2 separate regions of the Mus musculus genome follow, and region 1 is linked to region 2. A link is a contact called in ENCODE Hi-C data. All regions are on one chromosome and are shown on one strand. Each heading gives the region's core, a stretch centred on a gene start or an enhancer-like site at or near the end of the contact. The rest is flanking DNA. Distances are from core to core; before and after follow the strand shown.

Region 1 (7,122 bases), core at 2,731-5,230, about 28 Mb after region 2:
CACTTGTTTTTTGACCAAAAAACAAAACAAAACAAAAACAAAAACAAAAACAAAAAACCAAACCAAATCAAACCAAACCAAACCAAAAAAGCCAAAACTGGTCAATGGAAAAAAGAAAGCATTTCCAACAAATGGTGCTGTTCTAACAAATGGTGCTGTTCTAACTGGATGTCTACATGTAGAAGAATACAAATAGATCCATCTCTATGACCCTGCACAAAACTCAAATCCAAGTGGATCAAAGATCTCAAAAACCAGCTACACTAAACCTGATAGAAGAGAAAGTGGAGAATATCCTTGAACACATTGGCACAGGAGGCAATTTCCTGAACATCAACAGCTCAGGGACTAAGATCAATAATTAACAAATGGGACTTCATGAAACTGAAAAGCTTCTGTAAGGCAAAGTATACTGTCAAGAAGACAAAATGGCCAAATACAGAGTGAGAAAAGATCTTCACCAACCCTACATCTGACAAAAGGGCTGATACCCAAAATATATAAAGAACTCAAATTAGACATTAACAAACCAAATAACCCAATCAGAAAATGGTGTACATATCTAAACAGAGAATTCTTGACAGAAGAATCTCTAATGGCTGAGAAGCACTTACAGAAAATTTCAACATCCTTAGTCATCAGGGAAATGCAAATTAAAACAACTCTCAGATTCCATCTTACACCTGTCAGAATGGCTAAGATCAAAAACTCAAGCAACAGCTCATGCTGGCGTGGATGTGGAGCAAGGGGAACACTCCTCCACTGCTGGCAGACTGTACAGCCACTTTGGAAATCAAATTTTCTCAGAAAATTTGGAATAGTTCTACCTCAAGACCCAGCCATACCGCTTCTGGGCATATACCCAAAAGATGTCCCACCATGTCATAAGGACACTTGCTCAACTACGTTCATGGCAGTTTTATTCGTAATAGCCAGAAACTGTAAACAGCCTAGATGTTCCTTGACTGAACTGATAAGGAAAATATGGTACATTTATACAATGGAGTATTACTCAGCCATTAAAACAGTGACATCATGAAATTTGTAGGCAAATGGAAAAGATCATCTTAAGTCAGGTAACCCTGAAAGACAAACATGGTATGTGTTTGGACTCAGACTTGCGACAAGGAAATGAGGTGTGTATTAACATACCAAAGTGTTCCTGGCCTCCAGCTTCTCCTAGTATCCCTCAGTCCCTACCTGTTCCATGGCATGTCTGGCATACCCTGCCCTCTGCTACCCCACTTCTCCCACATTTTCTTTCTCCCTGCATGCACAGGCTTTCTCTCTCGTCCCCTCTCTCCTTCCCCACAGTGACTTCCCTGGCCTTGTTCTTTGGGACCAGTGAACCTGTCTGAGAGTGGTTTCCCAATAAACCTGCCCTTATATATTCTAACTTGGCTTGAATTGGCTCATTTCACTGGTGGAGAATAATGTATCAGTATGTACATAATCATAAGTGGATATTAGTCATAAAGTACAGGATAACCATGCTATGAACCATAAACCAGGCAAATGTACAGTGAAAAACTAAACCAAAAAAGTCCCCAAACCATTATGACAGTGAACGTTTTGGTGTCAGTTTGCTAATTCTAAGCTTTTAACCCAGTTCCCTCCTTCCATCAACCCCACCAATGTCTAGTCCATTTCCTCTTCTCAGTGAGATCAATCACCCGCCTTGGGCCCTCCTTGTTACTTAGCTTTTGTTGAGTCTGTGGTTCATAGCCTGGCAATAAGCATTTGCACAGCATGCACAAGGCCCTGATTGATGCCCAGCACAGTATCCCCACCTTGAATAAACCTCACTCTTTTGTGTCCAGGTGTTTTCTTTCAATCTTCTTGTTCTCAGCAGTGAGCTGCCAGTTCTTAAGGCACTGTACTTTTCTGACCACTTGTGGGATGCACGGTTGTTGGGCCTCCCCTCAACCTATACGTAACACAGAACTTTGATAATTTCATCACTGAGCACAATACCTGGTATAGGTCTGTTCCTACATAACTGCTCTGTATAAATGAAGAGTACATTTAGCTTTCTGACTTCTGGGTGAGTCACTTTTTAAAATAGTTCTTGGAGTTCAGGGGGAGGTTAGTTCCCTCTTAGAGCAGTTGATTAGCAAGTGAGGTCCTATTCCTCCACTGCTTTGCAAACAATACCAAACATTCTTTTTTTTTTTCTTTTTCTTTTTTACTATGTAACCATCTCTAGTAAAGGTATGAGTAACAATATGAATCAAGTGTGGCTATCTTCATTTTGTTTCCAACTTTTCTATTAAACGTGACCTTTTAAAAAAATCATTCACTCATTTGTTCATTATTTATGTTTGTGTTGAGTATTTATTGAGCTTATGGGCCATAATGGCCATGTGGAAGTGAGCAGATAACTTGTTCTCCCCTTCCATTGTGGAGAACAGAATTCAGGTAACCAGGCTTGTCAGCTTGTGCCTTTATTCAGTCATCTTGAGTCATCTCCTGTGTCCCTAAAAGTAGAATCCTAAAGACAGACCGATATCCATGTTCACAACATTGTGTAGAATAGCAAATGACGAAAGTAGCCAGGGTGGTGAATGCATGTACTGACACATTATTCAGCTTTAAAGAGGGCACTCTGGACACATGCTACAACATGCACTGACAGCTCTGGAGTCTATTAGACTATGTGAAATGAACCAGTTATAAAAACACCAAGACTGGGCTGGAGAGATGGTTCAGCGGTTAAGAGCACTGACTGCTCTTCCAGAGGTCCTGAGTTCAATTCCTAGCAACCACATGGTGGCTCACAACCATCCATAATGAGACCTGATGCCCTATTTTGGTGTGTCTGAGACAGCTACAGTGTACTTACATATAATGAATAAATAAATCTTAAAAAAAATAAAAAGACCAAGACTATATGACTCCACTTTCAAAATACTCTCAGTATTTTAATCCATAGAAAGCAGAATGGTGGTAATCAGAGCTAAAGGTAAAGAGGAATTACAAATTAACAGGTGCATTTTTTGTATGACAAAAAGAAAGCAGAAGAGTGGCTACTTAACAATGTAAGTGCACTGAACTGTACAATAAAAACCAGCTACAACGTTTCTTTTGTTAATATGCACAAATTCCTTCCCATTGAACTTATCAAACTTTTCTTGGGTTTCTCTTTTCCTTTCCAGTTGACTACTCTCCACACATTGTTCTCCCAGCATACCACCCACTTCCGCTCGGCCCTTGACCCGGCGGTATTTCTTTCTAGAACGCGCTTCAGGGTTTTCCACCCACGGTTAGTAAACTTGCTTGCATTTACATCTTAAAGATGTTACTTTTTCTATATTCAATCACGAGTCCCGTCCTGCATGTGAATCCTATACCTTTTCTGCACCACACAGGTCTGTGATTGGCTTTATTGTTTTGGCTTGCCTTTCCAAGTCCGGAAGATCTGACGGCGTTATCACACATCTCCCAATACATACACATTCCCGCACAAAAGAGTCCCCATAAACACCCAGTCTTGACAGAGGAAGCCAATCCGACACTTTAAAAGTGATTTTCACCAGTGTACAACTGCAACACAAAAGCTCTCAAATCCAAACTGTTGGGTAGCACACGGGCGTAGAAGGACAAAACAGGGCGTCCTTAGGCTCCTTGAAAGTAGCGCTGCAATCTGCATAGCCCAAAAACCTCAGATATAACCTGAAGGCCACGCGGGACGCGAGGCGACGTTGTTGTGAAGGAACTTAGAAAAGAAACTGGCACACTCTCACACCAATCTCAGCAGCCTCCACCTCGCGCCCTGGCTCGCTAAAGCGCGAAGAACGGTTTAAAACCTGGGCTTCCGGTAGCAGCGCTTGTACGCATATTCAGGACAAGCCCAACGCGCTGTCAGCTACGGGAAGTCGCGGGGGCCAATTTCTTTCACTGAAGTCGCCCGGTAAATAGCGGGCACCCGTAACCCAGAAGTGAAAGATTGTTTAATTCAAGTATCAAACACCTCGACAATCAAAGGAAGTTCCGGCTGGAAGCGCTCCTGACTCCTCTCTAGCTCTTTTATCGCACAGCCTTCTCCTAGTCTTGCTCGAGTTTTGCTTCCTCTCCTTTAAAGGCTCTAAACATTCCTTAAATTCTCCTTGGTCACCTTTTTTTATTAAAGCACCTTTATGCTACGGGTCGCCATTCGGGTCAAAGGCAAAGGCGGCGGGACCTGAAACTTCATGCGGGCCCCAGCGCTGGGCGTTACCATAGAGAGGAAGCCACCTCTCTGGGCTGAGATTACAGTCTCTATGGTTCAGCCCGGCCGGTGGCGGTAAGAGGACACAGGGAGACCTCTCTGCGCAGGCGCATTTTGGTTTTTCATTTTTTTTTTTTTTTTTTTTAATCCCCGCACCAAGCGCTTAACCTCATTGGGGTGGAGGAGAAGGCGGTGGCTGTCCGGTCCGCAGCCGCAACAGTAGTGAATAATAGAACTGTAAGTACCGGGTTTAAGACGAAGAATGCTCAGAATGGAGTCCACTGGAGGGCCCTGCTTCTTTTCCGAGCGGCGGCGGGCGCAGGGTCCGGGTGGGGACGGTGTCCAGTGCTGTCAGCCGCTCTGGGGTGCACTTTTGGGGGAGGGGGCGGCCCTGGGATGGGATCTGGGTGAGGACCCAGGACGCGCGGCCTCCGGCTTCAGTTCTGATTGTAGGCTGCTTTGCAGAGGGGAGGTGGGGCGACTGTGGGGTCAAGCCTGGCTTTGTGTGACTGTCTCTTTCAGACCCCACCCCGGGGCCCCTTCCTGACCCGGAGTCTCCCCTGGCCGGCTTGGGAGACGCCAAAGCAGCCCCGGGATCTCTTTGAAAGGAACCGAGATTACACTGAGCGGGAAGGGGCTCCAGGAGAGAAAACCTCACTACAACTAATCATCGGCGAGTGATGGGTGTGGAGAAAGATTCAGAGGGAAGAAGGGGTTGTCGGGGAGGCAGGCCGGGCGGCCGGTGCCCCCAGCCTGGGCCAGACAAAAGCGGAGCAGCCGGGGCCCAGCGGGGTGCGGAAGGTCCCCTTGTCCCAGGAGGGCCCCTCATATAGGATCTTTGCGAAGCAGGGAAGAGCGGACAAGCGCTGAGTTAAGCCTGTGCAGCCTCTCCAACTTGCCTTTGTTGTTCTTCGGTATTGGCAGAGCCGCTCTGACGAAGATGAGTGTGTGATCTTGCACGTTGGTCTGGTTGGATACAATGGAGCGGATTGAATCTTGCTTTCCATTTTATGAGTTGCTTGGATGAGTGTGGGGTTTTCCAAAGTCAATCTCATTACATAATATATCTAGATTTTAAAAATAACTGTGTTTATTTCTTAAATTAAAAGAACAATTAGTTGGAGCCTTAAAGCATGTGTGTCGCATCCGGATGGATTTCTGTGCCGGGATCCGTTCATGAAACACTGACCTAATGGTGGAACCTGTGAGTTCTTTAAACCTGATACTTTAATTTGTGATGTGGCAATGAGCGCTTTGGACGCTCCAGTCCTTTGGGAGATAGTGATGTGGAAGGGTCAGGAGCGATGCCTTTGCATCTACCTTGTACCAGATTCAGGTGCCACAGGCTAGTATCAATTCTGGCCTTAGAGATGATAATTTTATTGTTATTCATGACATATATAGAACTCTTGTTATGAGGGATCCTAAACCGAATGGTCCGGTTTCTTATTCATGGAGTAGGAGCGAGAATGGCAACATTGATGCAGCGACGTAGAGATAGGGAAAATAACACAGCGCCCCAGAGAACTGAGTATTGTTTATCTTTTTTACTTGCTAAGAAAGACTTAAATTTTAATGAGCTGTTTGTTCATTCATCTTTGTAAAGTTGACTAATTGCACCCTTGTAGCAGTAAAACTCAAAATTTCAGTTTCTGTAAGTCACTGTTTATTATGGGCAACATGTAACTGTGTTAGTTTTTATTGTCAATGTGATACAACCTCCTTTCAACCTGAGAAGAGGGAGCTGTGACCTGGGAATTTCCCAGATTAGATTGGCCCGTGGCCATGTCTGTAAAAGCTTGTCTTTCTTGGCGGTTGAGGTGGAAGTGCTCAGCCCACTGTGGGCAGTACTCTCCCTAGGCAGTCCTGCCTGTATAAGAAAGCTAGCTGAGGCAGTCTGTTTTCTGTTTTCTTCTGCTTTTTTTTTTTTTTTTTTTTTTTATCTGAAGCCTTGAAACTCTCTGTCTTGCTATGAGGACTCCTTGTGTTTTGTGTGCCAACTTATGCTAATGAAAATTTGTTTGTAGGCTTCTGAATTCTGGCTCCATGTCAAAATTAGAGGAACATCTTACCTGGCAAGATGCTATCCCTGCTTTATGAGTTGTAGCTAGGGACAGGCTGCTCTGTGAGCAGATTTCCTGCCTGACTTCTTTGAATTTAATTACTCTCTTACCTCTTACGGATTCGGGACACATTTTCTCCCATGAAACTCTTATCACTGAAAGTTCAATCCCATGTGAACCAGTGATTTTAAATGTCAGAGGTTATATGTCCCAATATCATGCTCTGTGTGAAGAATATCTAGATTCACCCCTTCACTTCCCCATGAAAGTAGAGGATGGTAGAAGTTCATGTGGGGGAAATAGTGGATGAGAGGAGATCCAGCATCATCTCAAGTGTAGACTTTGGGGATCTAACTCTGATGTTGGTTGGGAACACTTGTTCCTTTGTTGGACTGTTTTTTTTTTTTCTGGTCTAAGTGGAGAAATGAGGTTGTAAATTTGGGTGATTAAGGCAGCCTTGATATCAACTGCACCACCCTTAAAAGTTGGATGAATGAATGCCTATGGATATAGCTTTTACTATTTCAATGTTTTAAAATGAGTTTGCACTTCTGTATATGTTTATTACTTTTTTTGGGGGGGTGATATGATTTTACAAAGAGCCTTTTCAAACTTTAAAACAGTGAGGTCTATTTTTTAAAATAAAGTTTCGAATATATATATAAAGAAAGAAGAGAAAGCTAGCTGAGTGAGTCAGAGAGCAAGCCGGTAAGCAGCAGTTGTCTTGGATTCTGCTGGGAGTTCCTGCTTTTGCTCTTGCCTTGACTTCAATAATGGATTGTGACCTGGAAGTGTAAGCCAAGTATTACCCTCCCCCCTGTAAGTTGCTTTTGGTCATGGTATTTGTCACAA
Region 2 (6,828 bases), core at 2,603-5,102:
AGCAAATAGAGATCTGTCGTGGTATGGGAGCCTGTGGAAGATCTCTTCTTCCAGGGTCTCATGCATTTTCAATCACTCCAGAATGGAGCAGAATGGAGCAGATTTTTGAAATAGATCAAGTGGTAAAAAGTGCAGAGCTCTGAATCAGCTACCCTGATAAGGTTTTTAGCCTTCTAGTGACCACACCTCCCTGTGAGAAGAGCTGGAGGAAGTAGAGATGGCTCTGTACTTGGAAGACTTGGGGGCCATGGCTACCATCCAGACCTGCATCCTCAGGGGCCCACACTTTTTTCATAGCCTCAACCAGACTGGGAGATCATCACCACATACTGATCTTTTAAATCCTGGTCCTCAGCTTTATGTACATGATCTCTAAATGACGTAATCAGAGCCCACTTCTTCTTTGCAGCTGTAGATAGAGCCCTGCTACTTTATCTCTTCGCATCCCTCTGGTTATGGTAGCCACGTGCTCCCCTAGCTGATGCTGTGTGTTAGTGTGACTTCCATCGTGATAATAAAAGAGCTGAGATAAGCATCTCATAATGAGAGAAGGCATATTTGGATGCATAGTCTTTTTGGCCTCTGGAAGCATATGCTCATGGTATCTTGTGATGGAGCAATGTAACTCCCCTCATGGCCAGGAGTGAAACAGAGAAAGGGAGGAGGGGCTGTTGTCTCACTATCCCCTTCAAAGAAATGCTCCCAGTGACTCCAAGATCCCACCACCAGTTCCCACCTCCTAAAGCTTCCAACAGCCCCCAAGAGTGCGCAGGTGGGACCTAAACGAACACATGAACTCTCTGGTGGATTTTTAAAGATCAGAATTACAACGTAATGGCAATTCCTTAAGGACTTGGAAAATATTTAACTCTTTTAAAAAATCTTTATATCTTATTTAAAACTATTTATTATTATTGAGTGTGTGTGTGTGTGTGTGTGCAGGGGCACCAGCACTCTTGGAGTTCGGAGGTGATGGATTCCAGAGCTGGCGTTATAGGCAATTGCTTTTCGAGCTTCCTGAAGTGGGTGGTAGGAACTAAACTCAGGTCCTTTTCAAGAGAACCATGTGCTTTTACTGCCAAGCCATCTCTCCATCCCCTAATCTTTATAACTAGAACTTTAAACATAATTGTTTCTAAACAGGAATCTCTATTACACTGAAATCATCAGCATTGGCTGTTACTGTCTTCAACTGTTTAATATGTTTATCTAAAATGTGGGCTTTACCAGTGATGAACATTAAGAAAACAGAGCACACACAAGTTGAGGGAAATCTGTCATAAGAATGTCTACTGCCTTTCCATATAGCATTCAGTACACCAGTGTTATAGGCAAATATGGGGTCTGCTGGGCACTCCCAGAGATTTCTAGGTTCTTAAGTCCCTAAACAAGGATATAGACAGAGACATGTGGATAGGAACAGTAGAAGAGAGAGTTCAGTAAGGCAAAAATGCACTTCTGAGAGATGAAGTGGGGCAGAGCTGGAGAAAGGTCAAAGGCTCAGTGTGCATTAACCACAGACTGTGCATACATTCTGCTGGCCAGGACTCTGCTGTATGTCAACCTTGTGGGGAAGGGGGTTTCCAGGCTCCTTGCTTTTATATGCCAATGTTGACTTCCATACTCCAAGCATAAAACTTCCTGGGGGAAAAAATGGCACAGGGTCAGCAGGCCTCCATATCACAGGAGGAAAGTGAGTCACAGCATAATTGAGTAAGCAATGTGTACACAGTTCCAAGGAGGGAGGAGCCCATAGAGTTACGATATTTCAAATGGTTTCGCTCAACAGTCAGAAGGCTATTAGGTCAGACACACCTGGGCAAGGGCTAGCTGTCAAGGGAACAGAAGACAGGCCAGGATAAAGTACCATTATACTATGAACCTGCAACCCCCCAACCTCTTCCCAACCCCTGAAACGTTAATCAGTCAGTCAATTAGTCTGTAAGGGATAGCTTCTTTATGGGAACTTTTGTTCACATGCGTTTGAGCAGAAGAACAAAAAGGTATGGTGTGTGCTTCAAAGAAAAGACGTTGGGCAGGGAATAGTGAAGGGGGACTTGCTTATCAGGAGACCAGGAAAGGTCGGGCACACCACTGGCCCAGGCTAGAAAGACTTCACTCACCTTGTGTGTGTGTGTGTGTGTGTGTGTGTGTGTGTGTCTGTGTGTGTCTGTGTGTGTCTGTGTGTATGTGTGTCTGTGTGTCTCTGTGTGTGTCTCTGGTGTGTCTGTGTGTGTCTGTGTATGTGTGTATGTGTGCACGCGCACATGAGATGTACACAGGTACACAGGTGATAACACTGTGCTGGTCTGCTGAGCCTGAGGCAGGCAGAGAGAGAAGTGAGAGTTAGGTTTGGAGCTTTTCCAAAAGTTCAAGGCCAGCCTGGGCTACTTAGTAAGACCTTGTCTACCAGTAAGTAAAAGGAGACCCGGGGGCACAGCTCAGTGCTAAAACTATGCACGAGGCCTGTGTTCCAGTCTCCAGTTCTGCCAGAGAAGACAGCAGGGGGCAGGTGTGGTGTCCGGACCATTGCTTGCTGTGTCTGAGCACTGACTAGGGTCTGGCTGGGTGTTTTTACCTCTCATGCCCAGAACTGAAATTCAGGCACCCAGGTTTGCAAAGTAGCAAGGAAACTTTATGCAAAAGCAAAGCCATACTACAGATCAGAAAGAAATATGCTGTCAAGAGTGACCGCTGGCCACATGAGCCAGCATACTCTAGAGCCCCAATTACTGTTTGGGGTTTTTATGAGCTTTGAGAGGAGTCTTATTGCTAAGGAGCACTGCATTCTGTTTTGATTGAAAAATTTTGCCGGACAGTGGTGGCACAAGCCTTTAATCCAAGCACTTGGGAGGCAGAGGCCAGCCTGGTCTACAGGGTGAGTTCCAGGACAGCCAGGGCCATACAGAGAAACCCTGTCTCGAAAAACCAAAACACACACACACACACACACACACACCAAAAACAAAACAAAAACAGAAAAAACAATTTAGTTATGTTACCTCCCTTTTCTATTGTGCATGTCTCAATATGTAAAATTATTGAATTTTATTAAATAATTTTATTATTAAAATGTATTTGATTTTAATCAAAAGCGTTCACAAGCACGCACAGGCAGAAGACAGTAAATAGGAGTTTCTCTCAGCAAATTCACTTAGAAGACATGGTTCACCCTCCTGGGCAGGCACCTAAAACCAATTCAGGCTAGATCAGACCTCCTGGCCTCATAATGCACCTAACTGGATTATTACTGAATAGAATCTGTTCGATGGTCCGCAGAGAGCGAAGAAACTTATCCCATTACTTGGAGAGGGTTTGTCTGCATGCAGTTCCATGCAGGTTGTGAACAGGGGTCCTGGTTTGCTGACAATTGCTAGGTGATTTTTTTTTTTTTTTTTTCAGAAAAAGGTGTGTGTGTGTGTGTGTGTGTGTGTGTGTGTGTGTGTGCGCGTGCGCGTGCGCATAGTAGGTGTAGGTGAGAGTCAGGCTGCTAAGTGAATTGTTAGAAGAGGGGTGTGTGCATAACCCAAACCAAGAAGAGTTTCAGGTTTGGAGTTTCTTGGACTTGTATGTAACACTTTAGCTTAGAAGAAGTACAGTTCAGCGCTCTCGAAACACGTGGAGGTCCAACGGTTTTACTGTTCTCCCACGGCAACTTTGGTTGTGGAAAAATGTAGTCCCGTTATCATTTCCCCGTGCGGATAATCCGAGCCGCAGCCGAACCCTTCCGGATCGCAGGGCTCTGACTCAGAAAGCCGGTTCGTCCTAGCCTGGGGCGGGTCCTCCAGAGCACCGAGACGTTGGGGCAGAGCGCTCGCCGCCCTTGTATTCCGCTACGGCGTCGCTCGGGAAGTGACGACACGCTCGCCCATGCGTACTGAGAGGCAGCTCCTTTACCTCATCGCGGGCGCGACGCCCCGAGGGCCAGCTTGTGCTTTGGTCTGGCAGAGGTGGTGGCGGCGAGAGCGGCCGGGAAGATGCCAGTGGCGGTGATGGCGGACAACGCCTTCAGTTTCAGAAAGCTGTTGGATCAGTGCGAGAACCAGGAACTCGAGGTAGCGCCGCAGGGTGGGGCGGTCGGGTGGGCGCCGTTTCCAGGGTAACGGGCCGGGCCGCGGCCTGCGGGGCGCACACTCCGGGTTCATCAAGAGATGCTGCTTCCATTTGTAACGTTAAGTTAAGTTCGCTAAATAGGCTGGGCGCAGTGGCACAGGACTCCGGTGGGCACACGTCAGGCGGAGGCGAGAGGATTGCCGGTGAATTCGAAGCCAGCTTGAACTATGAAAACCCCAAAAATAAAAAATAAAAATAAAAAAGAAAGAAAAAGGAAAAAAAAAAGGGAGGGCGGGGGCTCACGGACTAAAGGAGACAGCAGCAGCTTGCGGATGAGCCTTTAGCAGACCTTGCTGAATGAATAAAGATTGAAGAGAGACAGGCCTCTATAACTACCTTTTGGTAGTCTTCTGTCTTAAGCTTACTTAAGCTTTTAAGATAACGGCCAGAAAAATAGTGCATTAAGAACCTGTTGGAAGTAGTCCCCCCCCCCTTTTTTTTAATTTGAGACCTGACCTTCCGAGGTAATGTCACTTACATATTTGTGACTATGGAAAGAAACTGATATCCAACTGCAGATAAATGACAGCTCACAACAGATCTAAACTCAGGTTTTAACCTTTGATACTTCCCTAAGCATTTTTCTGCATCTATAGTAGTGCTGGAAAACTTACTTTTTAAGTTTTCATTTTCTCTTTTCTGAAAGTGTATTAGGAAGTGAGGCTTTCCCCTCTTTTTTCGCTCTCTAGGCTCCTGGAGGAATTGCCACACCGCCAGTGTACGGTCAGCTTCTAGCTTTGTACTTGCTCCAGAACGACATGTAAGTAGCACCTTTTACCTAAAACGAAAAGCTTCCTTGAGATGATGCAGGAGTACATGCAGCAGATAGGTGTCTTTTACTGTAATCCTGTTATATCTGTTTCCCTTTTTGTCATAATTAAGAATAAATAAGCTCGATATTTTTCTTGTCGTGTATGTCTTACATACACCTAAAAACATGGTAAGTTCTTGTGAGAAATTAGCATCAAGAACCAATGGAGTTTAAAAAAAAAATCATGTTTTTTTTTTCTTTTTACTTATATTTACTCAGAAACTGGGTGGTGGCGCACACCTTTAATCCTCCCACTTGGGAGCCAGAGGCAGGCAGATCTCTGAGTTTGAGGTCAGTCTGGTCTATAGGTCCAGCTCCAGTACAGCCAGGGCTACACAGAGAAACCCTATCTAAACAAACAAACAAATAAAACCAAAGCAACTGTATATGTACTCAGTAGGAGCAAAAAAGCTGGGGCTGGGAAGGAACACTGGGAGAACCAGGGGAGGTAGACATGTTTGAATTAGTCTTCCTGGGTGGGAGGCAGGAGCTTGAGAGGGCTAGAGAATAGAGGCCTGGTGCAGTTCCAAACCTACTGTGATATTTTTACAGAAACTACACTGAGTTTCTTCATTATACATATAATCGTGTGTCTTACGACTCACTAGGAGAAGGGCTCCAGATTATAACAGCACAGTGTATGCCTGTATTGCGAGGGATACCCAAAGCCTCGAAATGGACACATTGTTTGTACCTGAGTGGTTGTGTGTAAGTCTGTGGTTTGAATGTGTTGTTATGGTTTAGGATCTGAATTGTTAGTTTAAAAAGAACTCCTAAAAAAAATTTTTTTAATTAACCTGGGAAAAGGTTATTTCATGTCCTCCTTTTTTTTTTTTTTTTTTAATTGCTTTTCCTCAACAAATTCATATAAAACTGAGTTGTGCCATGGCCTGTTTTGGTGTTTCGGCCTGTAATTTTATGTATTGACTGAGGTGACTATTTTGTAACTCATCTTTGTGTAAATCAGGAATAATGCAAGATATCTGTGGAAGAGGATACCACCTGCTATAAAGTCTGTAAGTAATCCTGCGGTGTCCCCTGTTGCTTTTAGAATACTGGCATTTACTTAAATGACAGCCTACAAGTCCTCTTTCTTTCCCATATATATCACAGGAACCGTTGTTAAGTGAAGGTTAAAGTTCCAAACCATCTGTTTCTCTAATGGAATGGTTCATGTGCTGATGGTTTCACAAGGCCTGCCATGCTGATGTGAACTGGCCAGTTCGGTACAGAGGGGGCTGAGGGGCTGAGGCATTTCAGCAGACTACTTGATTTGCTGTAATGATAGCTATTTGTAAACTGGCATTGTTTACACAGATATTCACTGCATTAAGATCACTGTTTTAATTAGATGTCTTACTTGGGATGAAGATGAAATAAATGAAGTAACCTGTGAAAAGTGTCTTGCCAGGTAGAAGGAAGTAAGATTTATTTCACTTGCTTCCTTTTCCATTCTGTTTGTAAGACGGGAGCTGCACTCAATAAGAATGAAACAGCTCAGCTGATAAGAGTGGGAGCCCTGCAAGTAGGCTCTAATTGACAGGGCCTTGATAATCAGCTTTCTGCTAGTTTTCTTCCATGGAGAAGTGCTAGCGTCTTAAATTTAAACAGCAGTGCCTACAATAATTGATCCCAAGTCTTCATTCTGAAGTATATTTTACTTTCTCATGCTTTCATTTGTAGTTGCAATAAAAACATTAATTATAGAAATTGTTAATATAACTGCTCACAGCATTTTAGAATCAGGCAGAGCCAACCTCTGGACATTGCAAAGCAGTGTTATCATCTGCAGAGTTCATAGTCTAGAACTGGGTATGCAAGTTACCTAGAAGAAAAGGGTTCCCAGTTTATACCTGTTCTTAGCCCTGTGGCCTGCACGCTGGATACACCTGTCAGAAAAGTAA

Evidence for each region. A loop is a pair of places that touch in the nucleus more often than their neighbours do.
Region 1: a map of T-helper 2 cell shows a loop between it and region 2 (15-fold over the local background). The contact joins the promoter of Clasp1 here to the promoter of Cops8 in region 2. A Hi-C loop is called at or near these places in 2 of 37 maps with a recorded cell type or tissue (T-helper 17 cell and T-helper 2 cell).

What each region holds. Positions count from the first base shown.
Region 1 is chr1:118,385,078-118,392,199 of GRCm38, forward strand. Clasp1 (CLIP associating protein 1) reads left to right here and starts at 3,981. Exons shown (of 43, transcript NM_001359328.1): 1 at 3,981-4,444.
Region 2 is chr1:90,599,573-90,606,400 of GRCm38, forward strand. It overlaps Cops8 (COP9 signalosome subunit 8), which reads left to right and starts at 3,853. Exons shown (of 8, transcript NM_133805.3): 1 at 3,853-4,055; 2 at 4,803-4,873; 3 at 5,892-5,940. The coding sequence starts at 3,978.